Linked DNA regions of Homo sapiens: region 1 is linked to region 2. Evidence: read pairs that join two places in POLR2A ChIA-PET (ENCODE). Cell type or tissue: CD4-positive, alpha-beta T cell. All regions are shown on one strand. Links, peaks and the distances in the headings refer to the core of each region. The heading gives the core; the rest is flanking DNA. Region 1 overlaps LOC127898557 (a long non-coding RNA gene). Region 2 has its middle 6.1 kb from the start of GATB.

Region 1 (9,064 bases), core at 3,413-7,412, 98 kb before region 2:
CAGAACTCAATTTTAACTTTCGAGCCCAGTCAGCAGGCAAACATGCCGGCGTATGGCAGGGTCAGCCCTAGGCAGCATCATGAGCGGGGTAATGTGAGCTGTCATCATCCCAGGTCTCTTGTCTTTCCTCTTTTTCCTCACCTTCCCTTTCAATGCCTCTTCAGCCCAAGCTCTCCACCCTATTATCCTTCCAGGTCTTTCCCGTGTCTTGGAGAAAGGGGCCTGTACAGTTTCCACATGAAGGTGAGGTAGCTAAGGAGCATAACCCAGGTAAAAAATGACTTGTAAAGTGCTAGACAGGAATAATAATAATGTCTTCTCTGTGAGTTGTCTCTACACTTTGCAAAGCCTTCTTGTCATGGTGGTGTAGGAACTATTATTAATGTTTTATCCGCACTCCTTTATACCCCCAGTTCCTCTGCATTTTAGAAGAGGATCCTTGCGGTAAAGAATGAAGAAACAAAGACATAAAGAAATGAAGGTTAAAATCTCATAGCTTCAGGAGAGCAGTGATTTTGGGTACAGCCTAGAGAAGGGTCAGGTAGCTTTCTGCACTCCCCAAGTTGCCAGAAGACAGTACCTCCCTATCTGTCTTTTGGCTTTTCTTTGAATATTTTAATGATTGGGATCAATAAAAGGGGGAAAGGAGCATGGCCTACTTTGGTATGAAATTTCCGTAATCTAAACGTCAATGTTAAGAGAATGATTAAATAGTATGCATCCACTAAAGGAATAAGGTAGATCCACATGTACTGACATGGAAAACTCCCCCCCAAAAAAGCAAGTAACTGAATAATGTATCTAGTACAGTAGGATCTCATTCACACACACACACACACACACACACTCACACACACACACGTATAAGCCACGTCTATATGTTACATATGTGATAATACATAAAATAGGTCAGGATGGATTCACCCCAAACTATCAGCAGTGGTCATGGATGGGGAGGGGAATGAGATTATAGGACTAAGGATTAAAGGGAATTTTTCTTGTTTATTCTATATACTGCTGTATTGTTTGAATTTGGGCTTATAAGGAACATGCATTGATTTTGTAATTTTTTTACAAAAACAACAAGATATTTCTCTTCCTAATAGAATTCATGTTGAGAATCAAGGAAAATATTTTGCACATCTTTCTGTGGCACCTGGCTAAACACATACACATACACAGTTACCTGACTAATGATCTTGCTTTAAGATTGTTTTTTCAAGGAGCTGGGAGGAGGGTAATCACAGAAATTGTACCTTCACTAGGAAAATGCTGTCAGATTTTAATCAAATATGTGCAGAAAATGCCAACTGTGGGGTGTGTGTATATATTTCTTCCTTACATTGAATGCAAGTGAAGATTCTGATTGATGGCCCTCAGGTGTGTGCCCATCCATCCTGCTGCCTACACCACTACAGATGGAGTGGACCTCCATCTCTACCTCTCCCTGTGATGGCTTCTCCAGGCTGAGTCTCCAGGCATCTGCTTTTCTGGGATGGATATTTGGCCTAAGCTATGGCAGGGCCAGAATCTCCTGTTTCCTGTCTCCTGCCAGGCTTAATCAGGTAGATACCCATGATTTCTCTGCTTCCAGCTTTCCTTCTAAGAGGAGAGAACACATGGCTCTCTAGGCTACAATAGGGTCAGGCTGCTCAACCCCAATGTGACATAATTTCTAAAAACGTCTATGTTTCCTTCCTGACAACCCTATAGAAGCTACCTATTGTTTCTCCTTAGGGCTCTGGGTAGCCACTGCCTGGAAACATGAGTGTCTATTGGTAGAACCTTGCCCAGGGCAGTTAGGAACCCAAGAATAAGAATCATTGCAATGAGATATCCAAAAAAGGTAGAGGGAAAGTTTTGCTCTGGCTGTAGGCAATCACAGCCTGAATTAGGGATGAATTATTTATGGAGATTTGACAAACAATGATAGAACCAACTAAAAATTGGTCTGCTTTGTATTATCATTATGCAACTGGCAATTCCAAGCAATTTCAAAGAAAAAATACTCATCCCTGTTTAGGTAGGCCACTGTCAAGTCCCACCCCTTCCCTGTTCAGCAATGCCCAGGAGCCTCGTAGCATAGCCAGGTCAAGAACCTAATGTAAATGACGAGTTAAGGGGTGCAGCACACCAACATGGCACATGTATACATATATAACAAACCTGCACGTTGTGCACATGTACCCTAGAACTTAAAGTATAATAATTAAAAAAAAAAAAAGAATGTGCGGTCTGGGATGGATGCGGTGGCTCATGCCTGTAATCCCAGCACCTTGGGTGGCCGAGAGGGGTGGATCACTTGAGGTCAGGGAGAGGGGTGGATCACTTGAGGTCAGGAGTTTGAGCCCAGCCTGGCCAACATGGTGAAACCCCATCTCTATTAAACATACAAAAAGTAGCTGGGCATGGTAGAACACACCTGTAGTACCAGCTATTTGAGAGGCTGAGGCAGGAGAATCGCTTGAACCTGAGAGGTCGAGGTTAGAGTGAGCCGAGATGATGCCACTGCACTCCAACCTGGGTGACAGAGCAAGACTCCATCTCAAACAAACAAACAAAAAGAATGTGAGGTCTGAAGTTAGACACCCTGGTTAGAATCCTAAGCCTATCACTTATTATCTCTTTGAGTTTGGCAAGTTACTTAACATCTCTGAGCCTCAGCGTCTTCTACCATCAAATGTTAATAAAATATCTCACAGGTTCATTGTGAAGACATAATAAAGGAAACTACGTAAAAAACTTTGGTAAACTGTTAAGTGATATAAAATGTTATATAATTTGTAGTTAAAATTAGGTTTGAACTTAATATGGCTAACATTTTCACTCTTCTGTGCTTTTACACATGTTGTACCCTCTAACTGTTAAGTTCTCATCCTCTTTATCTATATAATCTGTATTGTCCCGATGTCCCCAGCCTGCCATTTCAAAATGAGGCCACACTTCCTTTTTAAACCAAAATTGAGTTGGCCAAAGCCCCTACATCACCAGGTAGTGTATAAGATCTGTCTTTACCTGGATTTTCCCTCCCAGGGATCCCAAAGAATCACCTTCACTAACTCATAAATCAGTTCCCCTTGCCACTTACCTACTGTCACCCTCCAGGAGCTCAGACACCCTCCAGGCTAGACTCTGCCACCATAGGTTATGGTCAGCCTCCGGGCCCTGTGGCCAAGTGAAGTGCTGCTGAGGGCCTTGTTGGAGCACAGGTGATCCACACAGATGCTGCTTCCTTCAACCTGAATGAGCATGAGCAACCTGCCTGAGCAAGAGCCAGCAAAATGGCCTGGGCTCCAGGGGCACAGTTCTGAGCATTCCCTCTTCTAGGTGACATTCACTATCATTCCCCGAGGCTACCTCATGGTACCAGGTGACTAAGCCAGAGGGGCTCAAGCATCATTTCCTTCCCCAATCTAGGCCAAGTGGCTGAGTCCAGGTTATTCATCCACATCCCCTCCCTTATGTGGAATGCACTACCCAGCTCCATCTGTGCAACATTTGAAAGTGACCCCATTCCCTGAAATAATCCCCTATTGCACACTGCCTGTTATTTTACCTGAATGAATAAAAACCTGATCCACCTCTGACATGATTTGGGTGCAGCACTTAGGCCAGGTTTAATCAGGTTGATGCCCACAATGCCAAGCCCCTGGGCAGTTCCATTGCCAACACTCCTGGGACATCCCTGGTGGCTTGATCAGGAATCTGGCAAAGCCTTAGGGCATTAGCAGGCCCCTACTTCTCCTCACACTGTGCAGCCACTCACTGAAGCAAAGGAAATTGGACTCTGGCTCAGCCAACAATGAACTATGAGAGGATGAGGAGTCAGATCGTGTCCTTTTGAACTATCTTAGGCTGTTTTGTTTCTCCAAATGGGTATTCTTTATAGCTAGACTTAAGAAAGAAAACCTTCCTTGACCACTGTTAGAGGCTGAATTGTGTCCACTCCCAAAATTCATATGTGAAGTCTCAACCCTCCGTACACCTGAAAGTGACTGTATTTGGAGATAGGGTCTTTAAAGAGGTAATTAATATTAAATGAGTTCATTGGGCTGGGCCGTCATCCAATACATCTGGTGTTCCTTTAAGAAGAGGGAGTTTGGACATAGACAGGTACAGAGGAGTGACCATGAGAAGAGGCAGAGAGAAGACGGTCACCCAGAAGCCAAGGAGAGAGCCCTGGAACAGATGTTTCCCTCACAGCCCCCAGAAGAAACCAACCCTGCCAACGCTTTGATCTCAGGCTCTAGTCTTCAGAACTGTGAGAAAAGAAATTCCTGTTATTTAAACCACCCAATCTGTGGTATTTTGTTACAACAGCCTTATCAAACTAACGCAACCACTTAGTGGGGGAGAAAGAAGAACTCCATGAATCAGGCAAGCTTGGGGCCTGAGGCCCTCTTCTGGTCCACTGCTTCCCCATCTGGGTGGCCACAGTGCTCGCCAAGGTTACCCCAGGCTGCAGCTCTGCATTTGATTCCCCCAAACACTCATAGTCTTAGCTCCTCATTTTTAACAATAGGTCTTCCTTGCAGCCACAGGAATTTGAAGCAAGACCGAAGTGCAGCAGATTGGAGAGTGGGGTCGTGGTTTGTTAGCAAGGCAGTGGAAGTGGTCACGATCCTTCAATGACTGTTAAACCTTCATCCGAGTCTGACTCCCATGAACGAACTACTCAGGCAGATGCAAACAACCAACCAGCCTTAGAGACAAACGGACCAGCGAGGAGAGGAGAGTTGTGTGGAGACTGGAGAATGTGTGTTGCCAGCCTGTTTCTAAAAATGGAATAGAAGAATGGTGAGTATCCTTGAGGCAGAGAGAAAGAAAGAAGCTCTCCCATGAATGCTGCTGTAAGGGAAGAGGCATCTGCAACTTGCCTTTCTAACCTACCCAGACTTGTGTTTTACAACTGGCCTGATACTTGTACAGGTAACTGGCCAAGAGAAAAAGTGATCATTTGGGTCTGGTGCTTCTTCCATGTTTTTTTTTTTTTTTCTTAAAAGAAACATTATAAAGCTGAATGTCTGAAATGATTTTGGATTCACACCTACTGTCTATGGAACAGCTTGAAGCTGACTAGTTTAGCTCATTGAAACACTCGGATCCGCTCAGACTCTGCCCACACACAAGAGCTTGGCACTAGCCAGGCTCCAAGAGATCTGGTTCTTGCAAACAGCTCCTTTTGCTTTCTCTCCTTCTGTCAGATTGGGCTGCTCCTTGCTGTCTTTTTCTGGGTCTTGAGGGCAGCTCTTTCCATCCCTGTCCAAGCCCCTCACTTCCAGCTTCCAGGATATGCCAAAATTGACCACTCTACCTCCCTAGGCTAGTCCATAGTGCCACACTCCTATTCTCTCTCCTCCCCTTGATTAAACTTGTATTTCCACACATCTGAACAGGCTGCTGCACAAGCTTCCTTCTCACTCACTTGCTTCCCACCAGCTCTTGTTCTGCTTCCTCTTCTCTCTCCCATAACCAATTCACTCAGACAGAATGGATCTTATGTAACACGCCTCCCTGTCACTTCCCCAAAAGGTGGCTTCCAAGCCCTGGTTGAGGCAGAGACATCTGCATTTCCACTTGCAGAAACAAACACCATGTGGGGCTCCCTGGCACCTCTCCAGGGCTGTGAGATCAGGCACACGCTGAAAGAAGTGCTATCCTGCTTACAACCCACAGTCCCTCCCTGGGCTACCTGGTCACAGATTACACGAGCAATTGTCACATAATCGTCCTGTAATGTCTTCCCAGAGATTTCAACTAGCTCCAAATTGTTTTGGCTAATAAAAACTAAGGAGATTTGCAGGAAACTCCAGATGCATTCAAACACTTGGGGGGATTGAGCAGCCTGAAGGCAGATGAAACTTAACTCAAATAAACATAAGGTAATGTGCATTGGCAAAAGTAATCTAAGATGTGAGTGTATATCTGTGCACTCCAAATTTGCAGCCGCCTCTGAGGAAGGAAATCTGGGAATAGCTCACAATGGATGAAGTGGGCAGAACAGCCAAGGCTGTCCCAGAGTAACTACTCCTTGACAAGGAAAATCGGATCTCATTTTGTACAGACCCCATCAGTGGTCCAAACTGGACTGTGTTGCTTGGTTCTGCTACAGATTCCATAGTGTCACTCTTACTTTCAGTTGTGGGAAGACAACAAGAAGTGGTTTCCAGGTGCTAGCCTCTGAGGCCAGGAGGCTATGCGGTGTTCCTGGTGGGGTAAGTTGAAGTACATGTCTGTGTTTGTCCATTTTTACCATTGATCGCCAAATCCTGGAAGGTGCCGAGTTATCTGCACCTGCTGATTAACCCCCAGGGCCGTGTTTAGATGAAGGACCAGCTTCCAAATTACAGTACCCCCTGACTTCAGACAACTCTCTAATTTGCTACATAAAAATTACTGAAAAGCCGTGTTTTGGTGTGCCATAAAGGGAGTTTAGTTCTTGGACTGGGGGAATATACACACACATACATATAAACACATGTAATAAATATATACATATATGTGTGCCTGCACACAAACACACACATACATCTGCTAATTGTGATTTCTATGGGTATGACCCTGCGTGGTCCAAGAAACCCAGTAGACAGGTAAGTGACTTTACCGGCACTTGAGAAGTACCGCTGTTTGCAGGGCCGGAGGAGGTCGGCACAGGCCTGCCAATCATGCCTTGTTCAGCCAAACCTCTCTCCTCCAAACCTCTGAGAGATAGGGGCAGATGACCACCAGCCCCATATCTTCAGCCTCCTCAGAAAGGTGCTGATACCTGCAAACAGGAGGGGGAGCAATGGCCTATCACTTCCCTCTTGCTGCAGCACCAGGAGCTGAATAGTCTCAAGTCAGCTTGGCTTACCTCCCTTCTCCCACAGTAACCATGCACAGAAAAGGTGCGATAGCACTGAGGGAGGCTGTGGATTGGGAGGAGAGGTGGGGTCTGGAATATTCTCCCTTCTAGAAAGTAGCAAAAGAGTTCCAGTGCCTGGCAGTCCAAAGGCCCCTCGTGGCATAGAGGAGAAAGGGAGACATGGCCACAGCCCCAGCACCAGGAACTGGGCAGGTCCATTTGGCCCACCCATTGCACATGGCTCTATGTCATCATTATCCAGCTGATCATACAAAAGTCCCACCTGGCACGTGGGAGCAGTTCACAGGGTCAATGTATAATGTGCAGAGCTTCCAGGTGTGTGAGAGCCAGTCACTGAGAGCTTTGGGCTTCTTCCTCGGTCCCCAAGAACTGAAGCCATTGCTCCTCTTCCTCAGTCAGCACCAGTGCTTCCTGGGGGCTATATCCTCAGGCCTGCTGGTAAGCAAAAGCCTCCTCAATTTCTCTGGTACCATGATGCCACTGAAACAAGCATACCACCCCATTTGAGGACTTTAGGAGTCTTTTATTTTTAATAATATAGGGAATGGATTCATTTTGTTTATGCATCAAATATTTTTCTTCTGCTCCATACAAAACACTACACTAAGTGTAGAAGACAGTATAGATTTAGCAGCCAACTGGAAAAGAGAAACTGTACACAATTTGCAATGTCCGTAAGAGCAACAAAGCAAATAAAATGCTCTGAAGAGCAATTTGTCTTGGGACTAACAAAACAAAAATTTACCTGTGAAGTTCTAATAAAGAGGACACCAAGCAATGTCATAAATGAGGAATTGATCAGTTCTCATATTTTGCTGTGATCACTGGAGAATCTGCTTCTAAAGTTCTGAAATAGGGCTTGAGATTTTGCATGTTTCTTTTTTTTTTTTTTTTTTTTTTTTTTTTGAGACTGAGTTTCGCTCTTGTTGCTGAGACTGCAGTGCAGTGGTACAGTCTCGGCTCACTGCAACCTCCACCTCCCGGGTTCAGGTGATTCTCCTGCCTCAGCTTCCAACATAGCTGGAACTACAGGCGCCCGCCACCATGCCCAGCTAATTTTTTTGTATTTTTATTAGAGACGAGGTTTCATCATGTTGGCCAGGCTAATCTCAAACTCCTGACCTCAGGTGATTCATTGCCTTGGCCTCCCAAAGTGCTGGGATTACAGGGATGAGCCACTGTGCTCAGCGATTTTGCATGTTTCACAAGCTCCTCGGTGTTGGTGATGCTGCGATGCTACTGGTTGTGAGACACACTTGAGTAGCAAGGCTCTAGACCAAGTGATATTTCGCTAGGCTGTCTTATACAAACTCTTAGTACTGGTCAGTGGTGTAATTATACTGGGCAGGCTGGCCAAGGTAGCTCACACCTATAATGCCAGCACTTTCAGAGGCTGAGTCAGGAGGATTGCTTGAGGCCAGAAGTTCGAGACCAGCCTGGACAACATATTGAGACTCCATCTCCACAAAATAAAAATAAAAATTAGCTGGGCGTGGTGGTGCCTGCCTGTAGTCCTAGATACTTGGGAGGCTGAGATGAGAGGATCAATTGAGCCCAGGATTTCAAGGCTGCAGTGACCTATGATCAAGCCACTGCACTCCAGCCTGGGTGACAGAGCAAGCCTCTGTCTCTGAATAATAATAATACGGGGCATTAGCACTCAACTCCAGCAATGGATTGGAGGCTACTATGACACCCAAGTAATCAGCTCCCTACCAACCTGGTTGTACCCAGAAGAAGGTTCAGAATACTTAGAAGAATGGTAGAGTGAATAAGTTTTAAAACTCTTCCTAAATATCATTTTTCCCAGTCTAACTTCTTTATTCTTAGCTGGCTATGAACCCAAGATGGTCCTCCCCAACAAATAACTGGAGAGCTGCCAGGGCACCCTGGGAACATAGGCCAGGGGCAGACCTCAATCTCCTAGGAAGCCGAGGGACCTGGAAGGGATTGGCCTCAATTCACAATGAGAAGGATATGGGTAGGATGAGGAGGGAAGAAAGGAGTTTCCAGGTCCTTCATATAAGCCACTAACGCAGGAAGAAAACCATAGAGTGCTTAGAAGACACTGTTTGCAAGGAACACGCCCGGGCCCCCTGCCCCCACTGATACGTGTGGCTTGCTCCCTCACTCCCTCACCCTTTGAGTTCTCTGCTCAGATGTCCCCTCCTCGGACCACCCCATCTAAAACAGCCTCCT
Region 2 (9,064 bases), core at 2,312-6,311:
TAAAGTGTATTCAACTGAAAAGACAAAAAATATATTAATGTAAGAGTAAGTCATCATTATGACACATATCAATTTCTTACCTCAGGCAGTGTACAAAAGCAGGGCTCTGGATATTAACCCAGCCAGGATTAGAGACAAAAAGGTCTGGACAGCTCTAGATACACACTGGGAAAATATGAATTTTCTCCATGCTGGGATCCAGCATCTTCATCTATAAATTGACAGAGAGGTGACATTTTTAAAAACAAAATCTTCCAGGAACAATGATTTGCCTAAATATTATTCTGCAACAAGTGCTCTGCATCTATGACCCTAAATTTTAGGTATATTTTGAGAAATTATTCATTTCTCATTGGAATAGATTTCGTTTTGTTTTGTTTTGCTTTTTGAGACAAGGTCTTGCTCTATCATTTATGCTGGAGTGCAGTGGCGCATTCTCAGCTCACCGTAACCTCTGCCTTCTGGGCTCAAGTGATTCTCCCACCTCAGCCTCCAGAGTAGCGGAGACCACAGGCCACCACACCCAGCTGATTTTTCAATTTTTTGTAGAGATGGGTTTTGTTAATGTTGCCCAGGCTGGTCTCAAACTCCTGAGCTCAAGTGATCCACCAGCCTCAGGCTCCCAAAGTGTTGGGATTACAGGTGTGAGCCACCACACCTGGCTAGAATAGATTTCCACCTGTACACATCTTTATTATAAAACACTTGACATAACACAATATCCAGCTAATTTCCTCCCAAGTTTCTGTGTATAACTTGGGAAGTAATCACTTGTTAAATCTGAATTTCATCTAAGCCCTTCGATTTACCTTGATCCTTCTTTTTTTCCTTGAAGAGTCTAATAGGGTAACAGAAAAAAAACTCAGAAAATACCAAAGCCCAGGTGCTGGTCTATGAACACTGACTGTGTCCTGCCCCTAAAGTTTCCCTTTAAAGCTAGCTCCCTGAAGAATGCCAGACAAGAGGTCTGCCAGGAGCCGATCTTTACTCATTTACCAGTGTTTTGTAAATCCTCTTTGAGAAAATTACTGGGAGTCATACTATTGGGAAAAGGAGAAAGAGACTGAAACTGTGAAGATGGAGGTTCCCTGGGGTATGAGGTCCTCTTTACTTAGACCTTAAGCGGTTTTCCCCTAAGGAAGCACTCAGAATCATCTTGCAGTTGGAATGCTAACAAACTGCCTTGACTGATGGTTAGCTTTAAAAGGATAGGTTATTTTTGTTTTGTTGTTTCATTTTGTTTTTATCTCAGCGGTCACCACACTATCAAGATCTAAGCAAATGACTGTTCCATGAACCTTAACCAAGATAAATGAGTAATCAAGAACTCTTTTGCATTTTTACACATATATGGCTATAGATTAGGTTCATTTTGTAGAATCTGGTCATAGGTTCAGAGAACCACAGAAATGGAAAATGCTCAAGAGGTTATCTGTTCTAGCTTCCAGAGCCTCAAAGCTGGTGGACAATAAGTTGCAGGTCAACAGAAAGACTAGCAAACTATTGGTACCTTAGGTGATATTTGGGCCATTGCCAGCACATGAGATACAATGAAATGATGTGTGTTCAGCCCGTCAATGGCATTCATCACATGACTGAAAGCAAGCCAGCTGATAGGTCCCCAGTTTTATCCAACTGGGACACTTTTTTTCTTAGTTCTGGTACAAACAAATCAACCAGAAAGGTCTCTGGTTTTACCTGAGTTAGATATTCTCTTCCCCTAGGACTCGATAAACCATGGCTGGTGTGGGAGGTGGGAAAGTCAGCACAGCTGGGCATGAAACCTGTGTGGTTGCACAGGGACCTGTGCTTAGAAGGGTCTTATGTTTGGCATAATGCTTCTGCCATCTAGATATTCTTAATAATTTTTGAACACGTGATCTTGCATTTTAATTTTGCACTGAATTTCACAAATAACGTAGCCAGCCCTGGCACGGAGTACTAGCTCAGCTTGGCAGTTCTTAACATAGCCATGTGGATGGGTTTTGGTGGGGACGGGAAAATAGTTCCCAGGAGTGGTGGGTAGATGGTGGCCAGCACAGCTGGTATAGCCCTGAGAATTGGAAGGACACTGAATCATGGACGATATGGTTCTTGCCCTCCAAAAATCTCAGTCTGGTAGGATAAATTTTATTTTCAAAAAGTTGTTTCTCCAATCCCCACATATCCAAATGACTATATTATATGTGTATGTATATATATATATATATATATATATATATATACACATATACATATATATATACACACACACATATATATATATATATATTCTTTCTACCAAGGAAGTGATTCAAGGAAGAAATTTATTTCTGTCTCTATCTTAATTGACAAAGATTAAATGTCTGTATATATATTATATATATATATATAGAGAGAGAGAGAGAGAGTGAATGGGAATATCCAACTACCATAGAAAAGTGATAAATAGGAAAAGAAAATATAGGGAGAACATCCACCTTTGCTCTCAACATCACAAAGACTAGCTTTACCAAGTGCAAGCCAGTCTATGATTACAGATAGTATTAAGAGTCTCTTGTACAACAAGAGGGACCCCACTCTAGTGCCAGGACTTAATATTACAAACTGCTACAAATAGTCTTTCTACCAAGGTCCATAAAGAATAGGACAACGTAAGCCCTGGAAGGGTGCCCGTAGCCTTGCAAGGACTCAATGAATAGAGTACAAAAAAGAAAAGAAAGTTAAATGACAAAGAAATGGAAGGAATGCAAGGGAAGGAAGGAGGGAAGTTGACCAGTTAAGTTTTTCAAGGTACCAGCAGGTTATCTGGGAAGATAAAGGGTAAGCCATATTTAGAGCAATAAATTTTATGAAATGTTAATTGGGTTTACTCTCAGAACTCCCCTTTTCATTATTATGTTTAATACCAAACACTAAAAAATTAATCAGGAAATTCCATCTGGCCAACAATTTCAGTTTATGAAATTTCTTTTGCTTCAGATTAAAAGCAATCTTCTGAGTGAACTGAGTATTCCAAGACAGCCCCTAACATCCCCAAACAAAGACTCAAGAGTATCATTTTCTTTTATATTGTAACATCTTTGAGTCACTTGCAATCTATAAATAAACTTGCATTTTACAGAAATCCCTCTACAAAAAAGCAGCAGCATGCTGGAATCCAATGCACAAGACTATTTTTAAAAGTGTTTTGATTTTTAAAAAATTAATTATAGGCCCTAGATAACACAAGTTATAACTTGGCTTACCACAAGTTTAATGTTTCTTAACAACACTTTGAAACAATCCTTCTACATCTGTGCTTTAAGTGCGAGTTTGGTACAAGTGCAATCTTTAATGTTAATTGAAGTTTTTCTTGATTATGGCTGTCCTGTTCTATAATGAGGAAAATGGAACCAGTAATATTGTGAAATCAGTAATATCCTGAAATCAGCAATTAGTGTTGTTTATCTTTACAAAAAAAAACATGTTGCTGCTATTTTTAGATGTCTTGGGTTTCCCTAGGTGTAACTCAAGAAGTTATATGACACCAAAATGAATCTTTCAAACAAAAGCCCTCTCTTTAAAAGCATATAAAAGAGAAAAGCGAGGAAATGTGGGGGCAGTGTTTTCTTCCTAGAAGCCATGTGCAACTGTAAATCTATGAAACAGGAACATTATGAATAATAAAAACTTTGGACCTAGATATATTTGTTCAACTGAATTTGTTAGTTGATTTAGATCAAGAGAAGAGTTCATGACATAGATCAGATTTATGTGAAACCACGTGCTTGAGAAGCATTATGGTCTTTACCTTATACAAAAAGGCATAGATAGTATAATATAGAAGTAACACTTGGAAATTTTAGGTCTCAGAAACTAAATGATAACTTCTCTTTCAAGAGTATGTTGTTTAAAAGTACAGGAAGAGAGGAAGTGATTCAAGGAAGAAATTTATTTCTGTCTCTATCTTAATTGACAAAGATTCAATGTCTAGGTCCTATAGGTTTTTGCTCTAGTAAAAAAGTCTTTGGTTGATTTTCTCCTAAGAATTCCTTTGGAGAGAAGTGGACATTAGCTACAGTAACCGGAGACAGAACAAGACCTCAGATACATGACTCTTGTAACAGAAACTAATTGATTTTCTGTAATTGGGCCTGTCTGGCCACATTGTATTTCAGACAGAGTGAAAATTACCATTTCTGTGCTCGCTGTTTCTTGACAATTGAAAATGAGTAACAGCATTTTTTAAAAGAAAAAAGAGTAAACACAAGATTTGATTAAATGGTGGCATAGAATTCCAACCCAAAACACATACTCAATTTTATTTTTCAAGTTCATGGACAACTTCTGTTAACTTACACAGTGAGAACCACAGTTCATCTGATCCACTGTACAATAAAACCAATGCAAAAGGATATTATCACTTTGAAATAAGTGATACCTTATATCTCTGTGGGCTAAAGAGAACACAAGGGCTTCAGGATAAGCCTAGTAGAAGTTTCTAGAAAGAGTTAATAAACAATGTAGGCCAGTTGCAAAATATTCTTGATCTTCCTTGGAGAAGTAATCAGAATTGCTATAAGAGGGATGGTTACAGAGCAGCTAATATCCTCTAGTCATAGATCCCAAGAAAAAGGCCTCAGGTACCTAAGATGATGGCTGGCCTAGGGTAGGGGTCCCCAACCCCTGGACCATCGAACAACACTTGTCTGTAGTGTGTTAGGAACTGGGCCACACAGCAGGAGGTGAGCGGCAGGTGAGCAAGAGAAGCTTCATCTGTATTTACAGCCACTCCCCATCACTCACAATACCACCTGAGCTGTGCCTCCTGTTGGACCAGCAGCGGCATTACATTCTCATAGGAGCACAAACCCTACTGTGAACTGCACGCACAAGGGATCTAGGTTGCATGCCCCTTATGAGAATCTAATGCCTAATGATCTGTCACCATCTCCCATCACCCCCAGATGGGATTGTCTAGCTATAGAAAAACAAGCTCAGGGCTTCCACTGATTCTACCTTATGGTGAGTTGTATAATTATTTCTTTACATATTACAATGTAATAATAATAATAATAGAAATACAGTAGACAATAAATGTAATGCACTTGAATCATCCCAAAACCATTCCCCCACAACCCCACCCCCGAGTCCTTGGAAAAATTGTCTTCCACGAAACTGGTCCCTTGTGCCAAAAAGGTTGGGGACCACTAGAGAACTAAGCAAGGCAAATGTTTTCTTTCCTAAACTCAAGATTTTTCATTTTGACATTTGCTAAAGACACTAAATTCTAAGAGATTGTGAAATGTCAAACTGCCCTCATAAACGATGAGAACATTTCATGAGATTGTGTATTTCAATGCAATAAGTAGAAGATAATGCATTTATTTAATAAACCCATGTAAAATGTTAAAATTCATCGTTCTCTGAAGTACTACAAAATGTTTCCCAAAGATATCATACCAGTATGCTACGGCAGCCAAAAGAAAGATAACAGCTATAGGGAATAAACACAAATAGAATATTGGGCTAGACAGGCTCCTGTTTGCTAGAGAGGCATTTTACGTATTCTTACTTTCTTTTGCCTTTTGAAAAACACAGTATCCAGTCCCATTCTTAACACCATTTATCTTCATTCTTACTATACGTGAGGGGATGAAAATGCCTTTTAGTAGCCAAGCTGATGTAAGTGTGGAATTCACATCAACTGAAATCACTGCTAGGCCAAGTCATCAAAATCTTATTGTTGAATTAGAATCTAGACTCAGACTCCAAGGAGACATGAATAATGTGTGTGCTGGTCTTTCCCTAACTAGTATTAATGAATCCCTGGGAATTCTCTCTCTCTCTCTCTCTCTCTCTCTCTCTCTCTCTGCATTTATCTCCGTGGTTGTTTCATCTGATTGTTGCTTGATTTTAATTCAATCTGGCACTTCTTCATGGAGCACTAAATTTCTTCTCAACGGCTATACATTAAACTGTGGTGAGCCCTGAAGGCTCTACCACCAACATGAGTTCAGCCTTTATTGCTTTGTGCAGTCCATCCATTCTTGGTTCAAGGGTGGCCTAGATACAGAGATACCAGTTCAGATACGCATAGGTAATGACACCAATTACAGGGCAGGATGTGTAAGATAAGCTCTTCCATTCTCTTCTGTACCATGCTGATGGACTCTGATACATCTTCCCTTCAATTATCAAGTAGGAGTTCATTCGCTGAAAGGTCTCATCAAAGTCCACGTGTCTTGGTGGTGGAGTTCTTTAATGCCACACTTTTCAACATCTTTAGGCTTAAAATCAGGAGAACCATCTGACATACAAAAACATCATCTGTTTTGAAACCTAAACGTTTCTATTATTGGAGCTCCTGAATTAAGCTACTGCTTAGAAGTGTGTGTTTGGTGATGTGTGTGTGTGTGTACAAGCTCTCTAACTTTGAAGGCCAAATATCGAATTCCAAAACACAAAAGAGAGAATTTCTTGGTGCATAGAGGGATATGACCACATGCAAAAACACAGTTTACAGAAACATGGAGTTTAACGTGTTCTACCACCCATTACTTACAAATCAGGAGTATCTTCTTTCAAGTACGTCATGAAGCAAAGGATGTATGGAAGTGGAGCTTCTTTCTTACACATCATTCTTGTTGGCTCTGAGGGAGTAGCCAGATTTCTAGAAATTTCTAGAAAAAGCCCGGGGAAAGAGCAAACCATCCAAACCATCCCCTGAGATTAGATAGAAGAAGGGAGACCATAGAGAGCTTCCAGTTTATGGTCCAGGCATAATAGCAACAATGTGCTGGCCTCATCTTCCCCATATGGCCCTTCATCTCTCAAGGACATTGAACAGGGTGTTCTATTTCCTTGCACTGGAAAGGAAAAAGGAGTCATAGATTTCTTTGCTGCAAAGCAATCTTCTAGAGAAAGCAATTATTCCCTCTGCATCAGTATTTTATCAGAATCAAGACTTTAATGGTAAAATAAAAGGAAATGAATCCTGTTTTCCCAATTGCTCAGCATGCATGTATTCCCAGTCTTTCTTTTTTCCCCTAATGACACCTAACTGGATTTTAAAATGTAGTTTTTCTAAGAAGGAACTTCATGTTTTCAGAATGCTTTCTCAAAAACAGGAGCTCTTCTAGTTACAACATAAATGATGCTATTAATTTCTGTTATATGTACATTATCTTATGTGGGTTTTGTTGTTACTGCTGTGGTTTCTTTCTCTTTTTTTAAGAGAATATCTACTGACCTAGCCATCTTCCGTCTCTACCATGTGGCATAAAGTTTCAAGACAGCAGGCTGAGTTCCATAGCCATAGAACACATAGAAACTCACAGCCAAGAAAGACAGGGATCAAGCTCACAACTGTGCTAAGAAATACTAAGATAACCATCTGCTTCCAGCTCTGTTAGACTACAAGGGGCATTTTGTTGATTAGCCTGCTAAATGCTTTTAAAGCATTGACTTTGTTTCCACAGGACAAAAGTAGTTAATCAAAGACTACATTAGTTAATGCAATTTTAACTGGAAAGATGTATACAAATAGATTTCGACATACATTGCCAGGATAGTGGAAACTGTCTCTTTTTCACTTTACTTGCAATTTTAATGTTTCTATTGAAATTATTTATTTCATTTAAAAAGTGGAAACTTAGAACCACCTGTATTACCCCCTCACATTGCACCCACATTGCTGAAGAAGCTATCTATCCTAGGACATTGGGTATTCATGTTATTTCCCCCATCGTGAACTAGTGAAAGGGAATGATTACAATTAAGCACAACTTAGATTTGAGAGAAAAAGTAATCTGTGTTCAGAAATCAATGTGGTTTTATTCATAGTTTTGAGTCAAATGCAGAGGTGAGCCAGTTCATTCCAACTCTGACATTCAAAGACCCACTGAAGAGCACTAAACAAAACCAAGCATGTTATTTTGACACATCTAACTACTGCCATTTATAAGTAACGACTCGAAATTCTGCTCTGCTTTACATAGCTTTTTAAAAACCTGTTCTAAATCTATTTGTACTGTGTATCAATTATATGGATAAAATAAGAGCCGAGAGGCTCTCCCTAAGAAAAATGTTGTTTTTGCTAGAAACTCTGCCCAGCTACCTTCTGAGTTCCTTGAAAATGAAAATCTCTGTGTCTCCCAGATGACAGCCACCTTGTCGGTGCAACCAAAATAGCTCTCGCAGCTGGAGAGCTGTCTATCAGCAATAGTTCTGACAGATATCAGATTTGGCATGCAGCAGGAAGGCTAGAAATGGTCCCACAGAAGGCGGTTTGGTGGGAGTATGACCAGCTAAGGAGCAAGGCAGGGGGAGCACTCAGAAAACAGTGCTCCTGTTTTCACAAGGAAAACTACAGGCATTTCGGGAAATGACAAATAGTCTTGAGGGAGAGGACAGCCAAAGAGATGGTTATTGACAAGTCTCTATTTCCACGATTAGTTCTATAGGATTTTTGAAAGGGCAATGATTAGATAGAGACAAGATGCAGGAAACTGGCCGGTTTCCGTTCGTGAAAGGAAGCAAATACACTTACATGCGTAGGATTTTTATCTCCTCTAGTGGTGGGGTGGGGCCTTTGAGGCGATAGCCTATTACTGAATAATACCGCTTCAGAAACAAAGATGAGCTTCCCTTATAGCGCGTTTTACCCGTAAGATTAGGATTTTCATTAAATGTGTTGCTCTCCCTTACAGTGGTTTTCAAAACATTCCCAATCTTCCATTTGATGGAGTGAATCGCCTTTTAAGGATGCTGATTACCAGCGATGAGGTAACAAGTGTCCCCCTCTCTTTTTAGCTAGAGATACAAGATTCCATTCTCCTCTGTTGTCCTAACAAAAGTGAAGCCATTTTGTGCTCAGAGGCAACTCTCCTGACCCCTAGTCTGGGCCAGAAAAACCTGAGGAGCTAAATAAGTAAAAGAAAGCTAGCTTACCTAGAGTAAAGGTGGAAAACATGGAAACTCAGAGGGAAGACTCTAGTAAAGGATCTAGAGAATCATCTGAACCTTAAATAAAGGGCAATAATTAGAGAGAAATTTTGGAACAAGTCTCCACCACTCCCTTCCAGTCCCTGTCATTTTTGTC

What was found. Peaks named below come from ENCODE experiments on the same cell type or tissue, not always from the same donor. Only the 100,000 strongest peaks of a DNase experiment are listed, where the experiment ranks them.
Region 1: POLR2A ChIA-PET joins it to region 2 with 11 read pairs; 1 of 35 experiments calls an interaction of 5 or more read pairs at or near these places.

Annotation. Positions count from the first base shown.
Region 1 is chr4:151,861,993-151,871,056 of GRCh38, reverse strand. The region is part of intron 2 of LOC127898557 (a long non-coding RNA gene); the gene reads right to left. Among named protein-coding and RNA genes, the nearest start is that of LINC03074, 89 kb to the left of the region's middle. In CD4-positive, alpha-beta T cell, for the core only: no CTCF peak of the experiment used is centred there; a DNase peak (open chromatin) is centred at 5,516.
Region 2 is chr4:151,762,624-151,771,687 of GRCh38, reverse strand. No RefSeq gene overlaps it. Among named protein-coding and RNA genes, the nearest start is that of GATB, 6.1 kb to the right of the region's middle. In CD4-positive, alpha-beta T cell, for the core only: no CTCF peak of the experiment used is centred there; a DNase peak (open chromatin) is centred at 4,787.